2 separate regions of the Homo sapiens genome follow, and region 1 is linked to region 2. A link is a loop called in an ENCODE intact Hi-C map of the cell type or tissue named here. Cell type or tissue: Caco-2. All regions are shown on one strand. Links, peaks and the distances in the headings refer to the core of each region. The heading gives the core; the rest is flanking DNA.

Region 1 (9,845 bases), core at 1,281-9,280, 69 kb after region 2:
GCTTTAGGCTTATTTGCAATGTGTTTTTCTTTCCATTTCTTTTTACTTATCATTGGTAGAAGGAACTTCAGAGAAAGGCAATGACAATTACCCTCACCTTGCCAACCACTGACATTTGCTTAGCATGCTAAACAAACTTTCAGAGTTACTGGTGTTGAAAATAAAGTCCTTTTGCAGGTCTTAATTTGTTTCTTTTCAATCTTCTAAGTTTGCTGAATAGTTTTTGTTTTATTACCTTTTACAGAGTCAATCAGAGTGGCTGAGAATTTTGCTTGCTATGTACCTTGATTCTACTTTTCAAAGTCTAGTCATGCTCATTACAATGACCTAACCTATGTTAGAGGCATCCACATATGGTGAAACTTCTCCAGAGCATCTGATATTGACACATGTTTAGTATAGATGAAAAAGACTTTAACAAAAAGCAGACACTGTTATAGTACATAATAGATGGGTTGATGAAAATCAGTTTCTGTGTCCTAACTCTGAAATCAAAAAATCCCAGGGGAAACTATGTGCATCACCATCCCCCAAGAGAACAAGGATGAAATCTGACCCTGCTGGAAGGACTTCCCTCTGTCTGCCAGTTCTTCCGCACATATCCTTGAGCCTGAAGAAGAGCTTCCATTAAATGTGAACTCTTCCTTTGAGCTATAAGACTATAAATCACAGTCGTAGGTAAATACCCACCACTTGTCATTCCAATGAATGTCTACTACGTGCTCATGTGTCACATGATAACATACAGCATGGTTCCTACCTTTAAACAGATGACAGAAATATATTCTGTTTTCATAGTTATTACTAGAGTTACACAGTTATTACTAGAGGAAAATCTACAATTCGATTCTGGCTGTTCTTGAAGTTCATTATTCCCTTAGGCATTATGGGATGAAAGTGCATGAAGAAGAATGAAGGATTGTTTGCAAGTCCCCTTAGTAGCTGATTTTGAACCTACCAAGCAGAAAGGTAGGGTCTGAAAACAGTAATAATGTGAGAAGGCAGATGTCCCATTACAAAGAGCTTGGATCTTGAACACATGTGAATTTCTACTTGTTGACCTAGGGAAAGAGAGAGGGCTCCATGGCATTCCATGAAAGAGGTCTCACTGTGGGCTAAAGCAAGAACATGAGATACATTAGGGGGCCTTTTACAGAGAATGGAAAGAAGAAACCAACAGTATACGTATAGGTGAGAACTCAGGAGAGACAACTAGCATTGTGGAGCTATGATTTACAGCAGAAGGTCTTTGATCGGAGGTTCATAGGTGCTCTCGACCTATTGGATACCAGTAGCTGCCTGAGGCCTCAGTGGCCAAGGCATTCACTCACACCTATCCTGATTTCCTACAGTTGCCATCCCCATTCTTCCTGTGGTAATTCTTTAACTTCAGGGTTTTAAAAGGTATATCGTCTTCTAAGAAAAGGTTTGTTGCTCCTGAACCTGAATGTTAATGCTACTTAACAACAACAGAAACGTCCATGTTTGTCTTTTTTGTTTCTCTGCTGGGAAAAGTGCCTGAATTAGAGGCTGACTTTATGAGTCACAAGAATCCCAGAGGAAAAGGCTCCAGTATGAAAATCAGGGCAGGGAACCTGGCCAGCACAGGAACAGAGCTGCTGTGGAAGATAGAAAGTGAAGTAAAGTCCCTGCCTGAGGAAAGAGGCCTCAGCTGACCATGGGTCCCACACGGCGCCTGTCAAAGGGCAGAGTGGGGATCTCAGTGCTGTAACATGAGACTCCCCTCTGTGAAGTCACAGCCCAAGGTGGAAAAATCTTGGTCAAAAAAAAAAAGTCTTTGTAAAATAAATTGAAGGCTTCTCATCTTGCCTCTGCCAGACACTGCCCAGTTCTTAGAAGTCTAGCGTCAACATGGAGCTCCAGTGTGGACAAGAGTGGGAAAGGAGATGCATATCCAACATAACATCACTCAAAGCAATTGGGACAGTGACAAAGGTGAGAAGAGTAAGGAAGTTCTTGTAAGTGAGGAGATTTCTATGGGAAAACAATAAGGAAAGTGTTGTATTGTGAAAGTGTGGAAATGGTTGCCTAGGACATCTTGTGATTCACCAACAGGCCCTATAAGGAGGGAAAGAATAACCACAGAACTCCAGCAATTATAATGGTAGAAATCTGGTAGAGGCTCTGTTTTATATTTCACAGCTGCTTTCCTCATGTCCAGTGTAGCTTAGGGTCTACAGGTACCATAGGCCCTGTACTATTTCACTGATGGTGAGAATAGTAAGAACTTACCAAGTAACTGGTCAGATAGAAAGGAAAACGGGGCTACTATCTGACCTTCAGGTTTCCCATGCAGAGTCTCTGAATACCCAGCATTCAATAAATACAAATCTATATATAGCTATGGAAAAAAATCAGGCTGGATCCAAAATAAATAAGGCAGAAGCTGATTAAAATTCATACATATTTGAAATATTCTATCCATAATAAATTTCTAGACCTTTTATTTTCTTATTTCTCCTTTTTTACATTACAGGTGGCTGTTGACTATATCCACAAAAGAAACTCTCTAGGTCCAGTGGTCCCTAAATCTTCTGAGAACAGGGGTCAGCCACATCTGGATTGCATATCCTCAGAAGTGCTAACCTTATAATATGAATTTAATGCCTGTTTGGGGTCTGAGTGACAGTTTCCTCATCTGGAAAATATAGAGGTTGGACTAAACTGTTTAGTCCAATCTTTGTACCCAACCATCTCTGAACCTATGTTAGCATCTAGTTATTTTTTTCCCATAAGGCTGATGGAATAATATCTTTACAATTATGCCGGAGGCATAGGAAAGAAAACAGAGCATGAATTAGATGAATTTGAAGGAGATCTAAATAACACAGAGAAATGAAATTCTTATTCATATCCTGATATCCATCTTCATTTGGGTCAATTTATTATGTTAGGCAGGTTGCTCAAAGAACACTTGGTCACGGGGATGAGTTAGGGCTGAAATCTAGTCTGAATGCTGTTCACCATGCCACAGACCCTGACACAGTGCGTGCCAGAAGAAGGGGAGCCTTCGTAAAATTTGGACAAAGGCTTTGGCCGCTTAGTAGTGGCCCAGTGTACCCTCTCCTTTTAAAAGCAAGCCATAAAATTCCTCTTTACCCTCTAAGGTATTCATTTCCTCTGGCATAGAGTGATCTTAAGTTTTAGTATTCAATTTGGAACACACACACCTACTGACTTTAAAAGCCCTCTTCAAGAGATCCTTTAAACCTCATATGAGCTGAAGGTCTACAGAACCAAATTAAAGGGTTGATAGGGAAGGTTTATTTTCTCTTCTCTGAGAGGCAGATTTTAATCTTTTAATTAAAATAAAATTCTACATTCTAAAATATTTAGATCTCTATATAAATACAGGCAGGCTTGCACAGCCCTTCCCCCATACTGCCAACCCTACCATTCATCTCCCTTCACAATTCACTGGACTCACTATTAAGTTATGAATGGAAACAGTCTTTTATAACAGTCTTTTGAAAAAAAATCATTCTCACCTCAGCCTGAGGTATCTATTGGGGGGGTCACAATACATCATCTCACATATACAAATATAATGATAGCTAAAATTTATGGAGCACTTCATATTTATCAGGTATTGCTCTCAGCACTTTATATAAAACCTCTTGAAATCCTTATAGGTACCCCATGAGATTGATACTACAATAATTGCTACCTTTTAGAAAAGTCCCTTGCTCAAGTTTACAAAGCTAGAAAGTTGTGGAGGCAAAATTCAAACTCTAATATTTTGTGTTCTAGAGTCTAGTTTCCTAACCATATATTCATTGTCTGTCTATCTATCTATCTTCATATATCAATCAGTCATCTGTTGATATATCACCTATCTACTAAAAAGATGTGACTATTGTTTAATGGGGTGTACTTTTCTCTGAAGCAGAATTCAATACTTGAAGAATTACTACTATAATATTCAGTCAATATTTATTAAGCACATTTAAAAACACAGACTCTAGTACCAGCCTAGTTAGGTTCAAATTCTACCTTAGAAAGGTTAGCTAACTGTTTCATCACCTGCAAAATGGGATAATAATAACACATACCTCCCTGGGTTGCTGTGGAGATTAATGAGTTAATTTGTATAAAGTTCTGCTGGGTAGGTAACAAGATGATAAACAGTGATTGTTGTAATCATTATCCTCATAGTTGCCATCATCATCATCTGTATTGTCATTGTTACTATTAGTACTATATGCCAGGTACGATTTTTGGCACAGGGAATAAAATGATAAATAAAACAAAACTTCTGCTCAAATAAAATTAATATTCTAAGTGTAATTTCTGATGACCTCATTTGCAACTATCTCATCTCATTGTTTCCATTTGTTTCTCAAACCATGTACCGTAATATTTCCATAAAATTGGGATGATCATAGCTACCGCATAAGTCATTATAAGGTTAAAATGAGTTGGTACATATAAAACTTCTGGAATAGCGCATAGCACCTAAGGGCACCCAATACACATCAGTGGTTTTAATTAATATCTACGCAATGGGTGTTATGGTTTAACGTTACTATCTTGATTCTGAGTCCTACAATTTGTTGCCATGGTGATTTTTGCATAGAATTTTCTCATAGGTAGTTTCCTTCACAAAGGAATGCTTTTGAAGCTGTGCTTATTCTCTGTTTTCTTATTGCTACCCAATAATTTGATGGTTACTAAAGTAAATACAAAGATTGCTCCCAAAACACAAACAGACATACTAAAACTAACAGAAAATATTCACATCATCTCAGATAGAGATATTATCTCACTTTTAACTTTTTTTTAAAAAGCTAATCAATTAAATTTAGATTGCTTTATCACGGAGTTATTTGAACGTCACAGAATAGGAATTCTGGAGTAAAACCAATCTGGTTTCACTTCCCAACTCTGTTATCTCAAGGTATTTGACCCTCATGAAGCCTCCTGACTCTACCTGCCTGGGTTGTTGTGCAGAGTAAATAAGAGCTTTTAAAACAGGGTGAGTTCCTTGTTTTCTGTTGTCCTTTACATTACAAAATGTTAACTGTGCTTTTAAAACAATTATTGAATTCTTAATGAAAGAATATCTTCCCGCTAGTATCAAAAAATAGTGAGGGACAACAATGAATGCTGTAAATTTAAGAAATTATCTATTGAGACAATGCATTAATATAAAATCAAGGGGTATTTCTTTCCATGTAAACCCTTTCACAGATTGCATTGCAGAGGAAATAGGCTATAAAACCAAATGTAGCAAGAGTGGCCTCTGTCACTCTGGGAGTCAATTAATCTCTCCTTATTTTCCTTAATTCATATTGGGTTTAGTGATCACCTACTTCAAAAAGGGAGTGACAGCGTTTGAAAAATAAGCTACTACATAAACTTAGAAAGGGGCTATGCCTTGTGAGTCATTCTCAGAGGGCTCAGTCTCTTGGTTTTAATTAAAAGTGAAATAAAGAATTCTTTAAGATTATATCAGCCTTTTAAGGGCATAAGAAGGTCACTGATTTGTAAGCATCTTCTTTCTTTTTCTAATGGTGCTGTTTCCCAGATTGAATCGTGTGAACAAGGCTCAAATTTCCTTTCAGAATCTACAGATTCGTGGCAGAGTGGATGTGGGAAGTGGGGAACAGAGTGAGAAGCTACAGTGTACAGAGTGAACGTGATTAAGGCTCTGTGAGAAGATGAGCTTGGATGTGAGAATGCCTTGGGTACAGCCCAGATTCCTCCAATTGCTAGATCAAAACACACACTTTGCAAAATTAATGAGATTATTAGAAACAATAAACTACCTATGTAAAGTGCCTGGCTACTGATCTGTGTACCATAAAGCGGCTATTATTTTGTCCACACTCCTGAGAAGAAACATGTAAGACAGAAATACCACTATGAGTAGATAGAAAAGTATCTCATATAAGTATAAAATCACATATGGGATTAGACACATGCTGCCATTTACAGGGAGCCTATAAACGTAATAATAAAAGGAAAAATATGTGACATTGATTATGATGACAAGAAGGATGGCTGCTAAGAATGATAGAAGGTCTCAGCCCAAACAGCTTTCTTATGACCTCAGGGGATTTGCCTGAACTGATAAACATTTTCTACCTGATTTGTGATAGCAACAAAAATCAATATACATGAGTTCAAGGCTTTAAAATAGAATACACATATGGGAACAATTAATAATGACTAATGTGGCTAGTGCCTGGATGAAAATTCATTTGCTCAATTTCCCTTGATCATCACAGCAATCCTATGAGGGGAACAGCACAGATACAATTATTCTTCTCACTTTCTAATGAGGGAATTGAGGCTCTGAGGGTGGTAACATGTTTAGCTAAAATGCACATGATTAGTATGGCCAAATGGGAGGCTTCAGACCTAGACAGTTCGGGCACAATCCTTAGCTCCTCTGTGACTTCACCTTGCCACTACCTCAAACAAGGGACCCGATATATTTTGTCTCCCTTCCCTCCCATTGTTTTCTAAAGAGTTTTATGTTTAAGTGTACTTATTGTGGACAAGAGTGCTCATTCTGTCCAACAGGGGCAAAGAATCACCCTCCAGTAAATATCCCAAGCCAGAAAATTCTTCCCCTGAGTCAGTCACCAAGTACCACCTGTTTTATTTAATAAATAGTTCTGAATCCATTTGTACCTCCCTATCTCGATAGTCTCAGTTCAGTTCTTCATTATTTCAACCCTGCTCTATAATATAATACTAACTAGTTTCCCTGCATTCAAACTTTTCCCACACAGGTGGCAGAGTGATCTTTTTAAAAATGCAAAGCAGCTTGTGTCTTTGCTCAGCTTTAAAACTCTTCAACAGCTCCCCACTGCCTATAGGATAAAGTACAAAATCCTCAGCTTGGTAAGTAAGATCTTCTATGATACACAGCTGCCTTTTTCTCCAACCTTATCACCCACCCAATAGCCCTCAGCCACACAGGTAGTCTGGTAGTCCCAGAAGGCATTGTGTGCCTTTATATAACACGATGCTTAACTTATTCCTATTTCTTTTACTTGGAACACATCTCTTCCCTAATCCTACTGATAAGCTCAGTGTCTTCATGAAAATGCCCAGAAAAACAAGGGCAGAGTTAGGTAATTCCTCCTATGTTTACCTTTAGAGACTTACATGCACTTCTATTAGAGATTAGTTTTGGAATTTGTATTTGATTTTGTATTTACAGACTTTGAAACAGTTAAAACATTAAAGGCCCAGTAAATTTTCTGCCACTCTGCAAGGAAAGAAAGCTTGCCAAAGATAAGTTTTAGTATTCAATTTGGAACACATATACCTGCTGACTTTAAAAACTCATTTAAGGGATCCTATAACTTCATATGGGCTGATAGTCTACAGAACTGAATTAAAGGGTTAAAATGGAAGGTTTACTTTCTCTTCTCTGAGAAGTAAATTTTGAAGCCTTAATGAAAACAAAATGGCATGTTGTAAAATACTTAGATCTCTATAAAAATACAGGCAGGCTTGCACAGCCCTTCCCCCATACTGCCAACCCTACCATTCATCTCCCTTCACAATTCACTGGACTCGCTATTAAGCTATGAACGGAAACAGTCTTTTATAACAGTTCTTTAATACAAATTAAAATTCATTCTCACCTCAGCCTGAGGTACTATTCAGGGGCTTACCATAACTCTGGCATATGATTGAGGTCTTATAAAATAAAGATCTTGCTCTGCATCCCAAAACTAAGAATGGCTTGAGGCTGCCAACGTTATGATTTCTACAAAGGTGGTAAATTATAAATGTGGATTCTCTGAGCCCAGCAGAGAACAGTTAGAAGTTAGACCTATGAGAAGATGAGTGTGCATTTTTCATAGATAATGCTTCTTATACATGATTAGAAATTGATGGCTAGGTGTGGACGGGGCCATTTCTTTGTGTATGTTAATGCCTCTGCAGAAGGAACAGTCTGAGGTCATATTTGCTTCCAACACTACCGCTTGTAATAATCTGATTGTAGTTATGCTAAATTAAATAAGCAGGAGGCCCTTAGGTTAACGCTGTCTCCATACTCTGAGTTCCCACATAACAATCTGAAACCTAACTTAGAAGTGTTACACAGAGTAGCGTTTCAGATACTCACAAGCAGCTGGGTTTCAGTCAATTGCAGGCAGCCAACTCATCACACCGTGCCCAAATAAAGCAGATGCCTAGCTGTAGCCCATCAGGTGATTTCTCTGCTTTGCTTCTGTGTACAGGCTATAAAAGGTTGCTTCTCAAACTGCTCAGTGGAGCTCTCTAAACCTCTTCTGGTTCTGAGTGCTGCCTGATTCATGAATTGTTCTTTGCTCAAATAAACTCTGTTAAGTTTAATTTCTTTAAATTTGTTATTTTAACAGCTACCTAGAGATTAGGTACATTTGAGAAACTGAGGCCTTTTAGCAGATATATATCACATGGTAAGTAATTCTTCATTTATATGTCTGTGAGATATTTAAGGGGAGAGACCATGTTTTTTTCACCTTTGAATCCCTAACATTAAGGATGATGCCTGGTAACTAGTTGAAGTCCCATGAATATATATATCCTTCAGTGAGTGAAGATGTTTTATGACGATATAGTGCTTCACAGTTCATTTCCCATCCAAAACCTGCCAATATATTTTAATTAGCCTTCATCTGGTTTATCTCAGCCTCTGTTATCAACTGCAAAATAACAATAATTAGGACCTTTTATGTAAAAGGACAAATAAATGTATGCCATAAATATTGATAAAACAGCCAAGAATACTATTCTCCTTGCCCTAGAAATATCAAAAGCTGAAAAACTTACTCTCCCAAAGTAGAAAAACCAATTAAAACATCAAAATTACCTTTTTTCAAAGAAAAAGAGATGTACTAGATAAGCAGGAGTCCCATAGAAATCCTATTTGTTTTTCAAATTTTAGTTTGATTTCAGGCTCTGCACATTTCTTGCTTCTGCAAGCATTAAGAAGTCAATTCCTCCAAACATAATCTGCAGCCATAGGCACTGTGCCAAGTAATTTAAAGTGCTTTCCTAAGAAAAACTAACAACTTCTCTGTTTTCTTTTAAACGGTCTTACAGAAGTAAATTGTGTGTACAATTAATTCATCCCTGAATGTTTGCTATTAATTCAAAGAGCTGAGAACTTGGGTATTCCCACTGAAGCTCAGAAAATACAGAAGACTGACTCAGGTTGCTTTTGCTGACTAACCTTTATTCTTCTAAATGTGGATTAGGAATTAAACTGATGTAAATGTAAGGATGGTTTCACATGCTAACTTTTCCAGAGCTAGTGCATATTCTAATCTGAAGCCATAACTGCTATATCAATATGGGCAAGTTTCTGGAATAGACTTCAGGAATTTTTCAAAAGCTCTGAACAAAATATACATCATTATCTACTGCATCCTAAAAATCAGGCATTTCTTCAACATTTTTGGCTTTTTCACCTTGCACCTTTGTAAAAAGTTGTCCCATTATAGTAGCATCTTGCACTTTGTGGATGATCCTTGATAAGGCTTAGCTAAATAAATTAATAGATATATTTTTATAATATCTTTTTTAGGGCAAAAGATTCTAGAATATTTATATTTAACCATGAGGTGTAATAAGACGTAGACTGTGAAGATAGTAGATTGGGTTCCACAACATTACTAGAGTTGGATAAGGGTTTTTCTATCTAATTCTAAGTTCTCATCTACTTCCGAGGGTCTATATGTTATTCAAGAACACAGAGAACAGCACACAGGTGATGGTGTCAAAAATGGAACCAGAATATTTTACTTTGCCCCTGAATTATTGGCTGCATTTCAAGATACAGTGGCTTGGAGAGGTATTTCCCATTGGAAAAA
Region 2 (9,845 bases), core at 527-8,526:
ATCTTAGTATTGTTGCCTTAGTTCAGGCCCATGACATCTCTGCCAGGGATCCCTAACTAGGATTCTCCTAACAATATGAAGTAACTATTAATTTGGGCTCCATGGACTTCTTCAATCTCAACTTCCAATACATTCCTTCTGGCACTATACCTATCAATTATGCATAAATTCCTGTGTGGCCCTCATGGTCAGACTCTCCTGTGCCATTTGTGTGTTCTTCCTCTGTTTGGAATGCCCATCTCCAGATGAACCAGTTTATCCTTCAACAATTCCACAGGCACATTTAGCCATCTCCTGGGCAGTGTTCCCAGAGCATTTTATTTGGGGGCATTATAGCACTATCACTTAAAAATAGATACAGATATACGTATCTGTCCTCTACCAACTGGGAATTCTTTATGCACAAAAAATATATCTATTCAATTTTTTGAAGAATGACTTATTCCTCTGCAGTAGTTAATTACCCAGCTTTGGTTTCAGACACACATCTAAGTTTAAAACTGAGATTTGCCATTTATTAGCTACAAGACTTTGGTCAATTTACTTCATCTTGTTGAACCTCAGTTTTTATATCCCAAAATGGGTATAATGGTAGTACTTACATTGTGGTTTTTGTGAGGATTAAATGGGATAATAAATGCAAATTCCTGGACCATATTAATAAATAAGGGAGATAAATAAATATAAATAAATAATATATATAATAAATTAATAAATAATAAACAAATAAAAAATTGCAAGCTCTTAATAGCCATTCAAATGTTTATCGAGCATAAACATTTGTCAAGTATTGTGTTATAGATGAAGATTATTATGACCGACTTGGTCCTCATAGAATTTCTAATCTAGAGGAAGAAATAAGACATAAATATAGAGACATAGATATTTGAAACGAAATGTAGAATAATAAAAGAGATACATAAAAATTGTTATGAGGGCCTGGGATAGAAAGAAATAATTTCTAGATGGGGGTCTATGGAAGGTTTGCTGAAGGAGATCACACTTTAATTACACAGGAAAACATGGCCAGAATTATTTGCTTTGTGAATTACTTCTCTCAGCATAGCATGTGCTTTGCAAGGGCAGATGCAGGTTTTATGTGGTCTGGAAGTTTTACAATCTGGAGCTCCTTTTTTTTTTTTTTTTAAAAAAAAAGCATAAAATATTACATTTATAACGCGAATTTCTTATTTACCCAGAATGCTAGTGCCTGACATCTAAAATGTGCTTACTGTAAATGAACTCCCTTTCCCCCGGCCTTCGTGTCTCCAGTACCCAGCAAAATGTCTAGCAAACAAGGTACAAGAGCTTGAAGAGGTCCATGTAATTGAAGGGCCTAGGGTTTCAAGGTAAATACACTTCTGGTGCTGTGCTTGGCGCTGGAAATATAACTATAAATACAATTTAGGTCCTGACTTAATGGGCTCTCATCCTAGGGGGACAGGGAGGTAAGTAAAAATAACTAATTATAATAACATTCATTCATCCGTAACATTTGGGGTAAGTGTGTGTGTGTGTGTGTGTGTGTGTGTGTGTGTGTGTTTTTTTACTTGAGACGGAGTCTCACTCTGTCTCCCAGGCTGGAGTGCAGTGGCGTGATCCCGGCTCACTGCAACCTCCGCTTCCCGGGTTCAAGAGATTCTCCTGCCTCAGCCTCCCAAGTAGCTGGGATTACAGGCATGTGCCACCACTCCCGGCTAATTTTTTGTATTTTTAGTAGAGATGGGGTTTCACCGTGTTAGCCAGGATGGTCTTGATTTCTTGACCTTGTGATCCACCCCTCTCTGCCTCCCAAAGTGCTGGGATTACAGTCATGAGCCACCGCGGCAGCCCGGGGTAAGTTTTCTAATAGATAGGAGAGCACTGATTTGATATAGAGAGATGGGGAGTGGGATAATAATTAATGAATAAGGAAAAGCATAAATTAAGGAAGTCAGGGAATATGTGGTGTTTGAAGGAAAGCAAATATTTTCACTGGACTACAATGTACCATTCTAGCAGGGGTGTGGTGGAGACATGAAGGCAGAGGCCAGATCAGGAAGAGGTTCTTAGACAGGGCAAACAGAGATTCAATTCTTAATACTCAGAAGAACAGAGCAGAATATTTGCATATACTTTCTTCATTCATTTAACCAAGGTTTGGCCAGCAGCTACTGGGCTCGACCCTGGCTGAGCCTTGCACATACAAAGCTATACAAGAGCTCTCTGTCCCTGAAAAGTTTACACTCTGCATTATGTGTTGAATTTTGTGTCTCCAACCCTAAAGAAATTTTGAGGCCGGGCGCGGTGGCTCACACCTGTAATCCCACTACTTTGGGAGGCCGAGGCGGGCAGATCACGAGGTCAGGAGATCGAGATCATCCTGGCTAACACGGTGAAACCCCGTCTCTACTGAAAAATACAAAAAATTAGCCTGGCGTGGTGGCGGGCGCCTGTAGTCCCAGCTACTTGGGAGGCTGAGGCAGGAGAATGGTGTGAACCTGGGAGGTGGAGCTTGCAGTGAGCTGAGACCGCGGCACTGTACTCCAGCCTGGGTGACAGAGTGAGACTCCGTCTCAAAAAAAAAAAAAAAGAATTTTTGAAGTCCTAACTGTCCCAATACCCCAGAATGTGACATGTTAGGAAAGGATTGTGGCAGATGTTAGATGTTAAGAAGAGGTCACAGTGGAGTAGAATGAGTCCCTTATCCAATCTGACGGGTCTCCTTATAAGGAGACAGCCAGGGCTGGGCGGGGTGGCTCATGCCTATAATCCCAGCACTTTGGGAGTCCAAGGCAGGTGAATCACCTGAGGTCGGGAGTTCGAGACTAGCTTGGCCAACATGGTGAAACCTCTTCTCTACTAAAAATACAAAAAAATTAGCTGGGTGTGGTGGCAGGCACCTGTAATCCCAGCTACTCGGGAGGCTGAGGCAGGAGAATTGCTTGAACTCGGGAGGCAGAGGTTGCAGTGAGCGGAGATGGAGCCATTGCACTCCAGCCTGAGCAATAAGAGTGAAACTCGGTCTCAAAAAAAAAAAAGGCGGGGCGTGGTGGCTCTTGCCTGTAATCCCAGCACTTTGGGAGGTCAAGGTGGGTGGATCACGAGGTCGGGAGTTCAAGACCAGCCTGGCCAAATTGGTAAAACCCTATCTCTGCTAAAAAAACAAAAATTAGCCGGGCATGGTGGCGGGCACCTGTAATCCCAGCTACTCAGGAGGCTGAGGCAGAGAATTGCTTGAACCCAGGAGGCGGAGATTGCAGTCAGCCAAGATCGTGCCACTGAACTCCAGCCTGGGTGACAGAGCGAGACTCCGTCTCTTAAAAAAAAAAAAAAAAAAGACAGCCATGTGAAGACAGAGATACACCAGGAGAATGCCATAAGAAGATGGAGGCCAGTGTTGGAGTGGTGCAGCTGCAAACCAAGGAACACTCGAGGTTGCTGGTAAAACTCCAGAAGCTAGGAAGAGGCAAGGAGAGTCCCCTACAGGTTTCAGAGGGACCAGGGCCTGCTAACACTTTGATTTTGGACTCTAGCCTCCAGAACTGAGAGACAATACATTTCTGTTGTTTTAAACACTCAGTTTGAGTAGCTTGTTATCTGAGACCTAGGAAGCTAATACGTTCTGGTAGGGGCTACGTGAGCCAATGCACAAACTGACATGAACATCACCTGCCTAGAGGGGCAAAAGGAGTCACTGAGGCTGACTCAATCCCTATGACCTGTCACTTCAGAAAATGGATTTGAAATAAAAGTATAATCATACCAGTGCAGTTTTGGGAGCTGTTACCAGGTGCCTGGGCAGAAAGCCTTATATTCAAATGGCAAAGCTTTCCATAAACCTCATTAATAGAATTTCAGAAGTTTTCATGTAGTTAAGATATGTATGTAAGAATTACTGTGGAAAAAAAAGACAAAGGACTACCATGAATGCATCATTAATTACTATTACTGAAATTCATTTTCAAAGATAATATGTAAGGAAATACAAACATCTTACTAACCTTTAGCTGTAGTTGAACTCTAAAAATTCTTTCCTTTAAAAGAAACATTCAACTGTTCTCTTCTCTGGGGGTATCACAGGTGTTGTCCTGTATAAATGTCCTGTATAAATGTTTTACCAGCTACAAGTTCTGTTTTTTTGCTAATTCTAGGGGAGGCTTTACATAACAATTAGTTCAGCCCTGATGAGTTTTCTAATTCCTTCTTTTCTTTATCAGGAAAAAAGAGGAAGAGCATTGCTTCCCATCCTTGCTTTCTCAATTGAGAAATTTCATTGATCTTACTGACCTACTTTCCCTTTCTACCCAGACTCCTGCCCTTAGAGCAGAGGTTAGCCAAACTCTTCTTGAACATGGCATTCTTAAAGTTATTCATTAACTATTTCCTTTAGTCACAGCAAAATCTGAAAGCCAACTTTGGACACTGATAAGAATGGGAAGTGATTTTTAGAAGAATCATCAAAATTTTTCCTCTAAACAAATATGTGTAGCCTCATCTTCTGACAAACCCTCAAAAATACTCTAAATTCCAATCACATAAAATCCCCTTGATTTTCTCCGAATTCCTAGCTTTTCTTTAAGTGGACTCTTTCCCTCACCTTGGTCTTTCCATGTATAGTCCTTTCTGCCAGCAGTTGGCTTCCTCTCTTTTATATACCTAGGAAACTTTCCCTCATTCCTCATGAATAGTTGAACAACATTTGGTCTCCTCAGCTCTCCCTAACACTAGTTCCTCTAGGATTCTATTGCACCAAATTCATATTGTGATTATCCTAATTATCACACTCTATCTTTTTATCCATTTAACAAGTATCTGTTGAGGGTCTACTATACTCCTGGAGGGCTCCACTGTGGCTAGGATTATTACCATAAAGCAGATGGTTTCTGCTCCCAAGAAGTTCACAACATAGAGGCTTATTAGAAGAGTAAACTAGAAATTATAAGCCAGAACACTAAAGTTATAATCTTGTACAATAAAAATTTATTTGCATACTTGCTTTTCTCACTTGACTCTGAGATTCTTGAGTATTTTATTTACTTTGTGAGTTAGTGTCTGATATCTAAAAAGTACCTAATAACACCCATTGAAAATGAAAACTTTCAGTAAACTAGGAATAGGGGAACTCCTCAACTTATTAAATAATATCTACAAAATCCCTACAGCTAATATCATGCCTAATGGTAAAAAAAACTTGAAGCTTTCCCACTAAGATCAGAAACAAGGCAAGAATGTTCCCTTTCACCACCGCCTTTCGTCATCATACTGCAAGTTCTAGTTAATACAATCAGACAAGAAAAGGAAATTAAAAGCATACATATTAGGAAGGAAGAAATAAAACTGTCTTTGTTCACAGATAACATAATACTCTTTGTATAAAATCCAAGATAACTGCCAAAATCTCCTGGAACTAATAAGCAATTAGAGCAAGGTTGTAGAATAAAGGATTAGTACAAAAAAGCCAATTAATTTCCTATATGCTAATGATGAAAAAGCGAAAACTGAAATTACAAATATAATGCCATTTATATTAGCACCCCTGAAAATGACATACTTAGTTATAAAGCTAACAAAATATGTACAAGACCTATATGAAAAAAACTACAAAACTCTGATGCAAGAAATCAAAGAACTAAATAAATGGAGAGATAGTCCATGTAAATGGAGACCTAGAAATACTCAATATTGTCAACATGTTAGTTCTTTCCAACTTAATTTGTAGATTTAGTGCAATCCCAATCAAAATCCTAGCAAGTTATTTTGTGAACTTTATATGGAGAGGCAAAAGACCCCAAATAGCAAGCAAATATTGAAAGAAAAAACAAATTTGGAGGATAACACTACCTAGCTTCAAAATTTTCTATAAAGCTATAGTAATCAAGACAGTATGGTATTGGTGAAAGAGGAGACAAACATGGTGCTAGAACAACTGGACATCCACATGCAAAACAGAAAAAAATAGGTAGACACAGACATTATACCCTGAACAAAAATAAACTCAAAATTCATCACAAACCAAAATGCAAAACACAAAACTATAAACTCCTTGGAGATACTGTAGGAGAAAATCTAGATGACCTTGGGTTTTGAGATGACTGTTTGGATACAACACCAAAGGCATGATTCATGAAAGAAAGAACTGATAAGCTGGACTTTTTTATTTTATTAAAATAGAACATATGTTTTTAACATATGTAAACATATGGACAGTTTTTATTTTATTAAAATAAAAACAGTCTGCTCTGTGAAAGACAACGTCAAGAGAATGAAATGACAAGCTAAATACTGAGAGAAAATGATTACAAAAGACATGTCAGATAAAGAACTATTATTAAAAATATACAAAGAACTCCTAAAACTCAACAAACAAACAAAATCTAAAACTGACAAACAACTCAACTAAAAATGGGCCACAGAACCTCAGACACCTCATCAAAGAAGATAAACAGATGACAAATAAGCACATGAAAAGACGCCTCACATCATATATCATCAGAGAAATGCAAATTATAACAATAATGAGATACCACTACACGCCCATTGAAATGGTCGAAATCCAGAATACTGACAAAAACAAATGCTGGCAAGGATGTGTACCTGCACTTATTCATTGCTGGTGGGAATGCAAATGGTATAGTCACTTTGGAAGATAGTTTGGTGGTTTCTTACAAAACTAAACATACTCTTACTATATGATCCAGCAATTGTGCTCCTTGGTATTTCTCCAAAGAAGCTGAAAACACATGTCCACAAAAAAACCTGCACCTGCATGTGAATAGTTCTAGCAGCTTTATTAATAATTGCCAAAAGTTGGAAGCAATCAAGATGTCCTTCAGTAGGTGAATGGATAAATACACTGTGGTACATCTAGAAAATGGAACATTATTCATCACCAAAAAGAAATGAACTACCGAGCCACAGAAGTACATGGAGGAAACTTAAATGCATATAAGCAAAAGAAGCCAATCTGAAAAGGCTACATACTGTATTATTCCAACTATCTGATACTCTGGAAAAAGTAAAACTATGGAGACACTAATAAAATCAGTAGTTGATGGGGTATAGGGGGAGGAAGGGATGAATTGGTAAAAGAAGATACAATTTTTAAAAAACTTTTAAGTTCAGGGATACATCAGGAGGCTGAGGCAGGAGAATCGCTTGAACCTGGGAGGTGGAGGTTGCAGTGAGCCAAGACCGTGCCACTACACTCCACCTGGGTGACAGAGACTCTGTCTCAAAAAAAAAAAATTTTCAGGGATACATATGCAGGTTTGCTACATAGGTAAACTTGTTTGTTGTACTTGAAGGTTTGTTGTACAGGTTATGTCATTGCCCAGGTGTTAAGCCTAGTATCTATTAGTTATTTTTCCTGATCCTCTCCCTCCTCCCACCCTCCACCCTCTGTCAGGCCCCAGTGTGTGTTGTTCCCCACTATGTGTTTATGTGTTCTCATAATTTAGCTTCCACTTATAATGAGAACATGTGGTATTTGGTTTTCTGTTCTTGCATTATTTTGCTAAGGATAATGACTTCCAGCTCCATCCATATTCTTGCAAAGGACATAATCTCCTTTTTTTTATGTCTGCATATAATTCATGGTGTGTATGTACCACATTTTCTTTATCCAGTCTATCATTGATGGGCATTTAGGTTGATTCCATGTCTTTGCTATTGTGAATAGTGCTGCAATGAACATATGCTTGAATTTTCTTTATAATAGAACAATTTATATTCCTTGGTTATATACCCAGTAATGGGATTGCTGGGTCAAATGGTATTTCTGACTCTAGGTCTCTGAGGAATTGCCACACTGCTTTCCACAATGGTTGGACTAATTTTCACTTCCACCAACAGTGTAAAAGCAGTCCTTTTTCTCCACAACCTTGCCAACATCTGTTGTTTTTTGACTTTTTGATAATAGCCATTCTGACTGGCATGAGATGGTATCTCATTGTGGTTTTTTGATTTGCATTTCTCTAATGATCAGTGATGTTGACCTTTATTTTCATATGATAGCTGGCCACATCTATGTCATCTTCTGTAAACTTTTCATGTCCTTTGCCCACTTTTTAATGGGGTTGTTTGTCTTTTTCTGTACATTCCTTTAAGTTTCTTAAAGGATATTTGACCTTTCTCAGATGCGTAATTTGGAAATATTTTCTCCAATTCTGTAGGTGGTCAGTTTACTCTGTTGATAGTTTCTTTTGCTGTACAGAAGCTCTTTAGTTTAATTAAATATCATTTGCCAGTTTTTGCTTTGGTGTAATTGCTTTTGGCACCTTCATCATGAAATCTTTGCCTGTGCCTATATTCTGAATGGTATTGCCTAGGTTGTCTTCCAGGGATTTTATAGTTTTGGGTTTTACATTTAAGTGTTTAATCCATCTTGATTTATTTTTGTATCTGGTATAAGAAAGGAGTACAGTTTTAATCTTCTGTATATGGCTAGCCAGTTCTCCCAGCACCATTTATGGAATAGGGAATCTTTTCCCCATTGCTTATTTTTGTCAGGTTTGTCAAAATCATATAGTTGCAGATCTGTGGTCTTATTTCTGGGTTCTCTATTCTGTTCCATTGGTCTATGTGTCTGTTTTTGTGCCATGCAGTTTTGGTTCATGTAGCCCTGTAATATAGTTTGAAGTCAGCTAGTGTGATGTCTCCAGCTTTGTTCCTTTTGCTTATGATTGTTTTGGTTATTAAGGATCCTTTTTGGTTCCATATGATTTTAAAATAGTTTTTTTCTAGTTCTGTGAAGAATCTCATGGTAGTTTAACAGGAATAGCACTGAATCTATAAATTGTGTTGGGAAGTATTGCTGTTTTAATGATATTGATTCTTCCTATCCATGAACATGGAATGTTTTTTCATTTGTTTGTGTCATCTCTGAGAACCCTGGTAAGATACTTAACAAGAAGATCATCCCCAAGACACATAATCATCAGAATCTCCAAGTTCAGATAATTTTTAGGGCAGGGAAACTATTTTGTATGACACCATAATTCCAGATACATGTCATTATACGATTGTCCAAACCCTTAGAATGTGCAACACTAAAAGTGAACGCTAATGTAAGCTATGGACCCTGGATGATAATGATGTATCAATGTAGCATAATCAATTCTAACAAATGTACTTCTCTGGTGGAGGATGTTAATAACAGGTGAGGCTATGCATGTGTTGGGGCAGGACACACATGAGAATTTTCTACATTTTCTGCTCTTTTTTTTTTTTTTACTATGAACCTACAGCTGCTCTGAAAAATAAAATCTATTAAAAAGTGGTTAATGAATACAAGTTCTCTTTGCTCCTATGTCCTAAATACCTGGTAAAATAGTAGGCACAAAGAATATGATCAATGAATCATTATGGAATGAAAACCTAAAAGACATCTAAATCTCAGTGCGAACAAGTTGATCCTAAGAACTGATTTTGATAAAAGGAAGATTGCAGCACTGGGGACCAAAAACAAAGGAGGGTGGTTAAGAGATGAAGACATTCGATCTAGCACAATGAAGCTGGGGCACCCCAAATATGCAACGTGTCTGTTTTGCTGAGTACGAGTTCTGATCTATGTAAGGCCAACTCAGGACTCTTCCCAAGCCCTGCTTGCTGCTGAAAATTACATGGAAGGAATTCTTGCTGTCAGACAAGAAAAATGGCTTCTTGGGTATGTCAGGGGGTCAAAACCACACTGCAAAAGGTGCTTTCTTGCATTTCATACCTCTTCCCATTATTTCTCCACTGAAATCATTCCAGTTTCCCCATAATGATCCCTTCTTCTGGCAAAATAAGTCAAAAGGCATGAGGAATTGAAAAAGAAAAAATCAGAGGAATGAAGACTCTAGTTCACTCTCATTATCCTCCAG

The links. A loop is a pair of places that touch in the nucleus more often than their neighbours do. Peaks named below come from ENCODE experiments on the same cell type or tissue, not always from the same donor. Only the 100,000 strongest peaks of a DNase experiment are listed, where the experiment ranks them.
Region 1: a loop joins it to region 2, with 3 times the contacts of the local background. A loop is called at or near these places in 2 of 110 quality-filtered maps.

The regions. Positions count from the first base shown.
Region 1 is chr11:83,917,058-83,926,902 of GRCh38, forward strand. The region is part of intron 15 of DLG2 (discs large MAGUK scaffold protein 2); the gene reads right to left. LOC124902729 (a long non-coding RNA gene) reads left to right here. Exons shown (of 3, transcript XR_007062821.1): 2 at 1,840-1,956; 3 at 2,498-2,550. Among named protein-coding and RNA genes, the nearest start is that of DLG2-AS2, 280 kb to the left of the region's middle. In Caco-2, for the core only: no CTCF peak of the experiment used is centred there; a DNase peak (open chromatin) is centred at 4,935.
Region 2 is chr11:83,848,620-83,858,464 of GRCh38, forward strand. The region is part of intron 16 of DLG2 (discs large MAGUK scaffold protein 2); the gene reads right to left. Among named protein-coding and RNA genes, the nearest start is that of DLG2-AS2, 220 kb to the left of the region's middle. In Caco-2, for the core only: no CTCF peak of the experiment used is centred there; no DNase peak of the experiment used is centred there.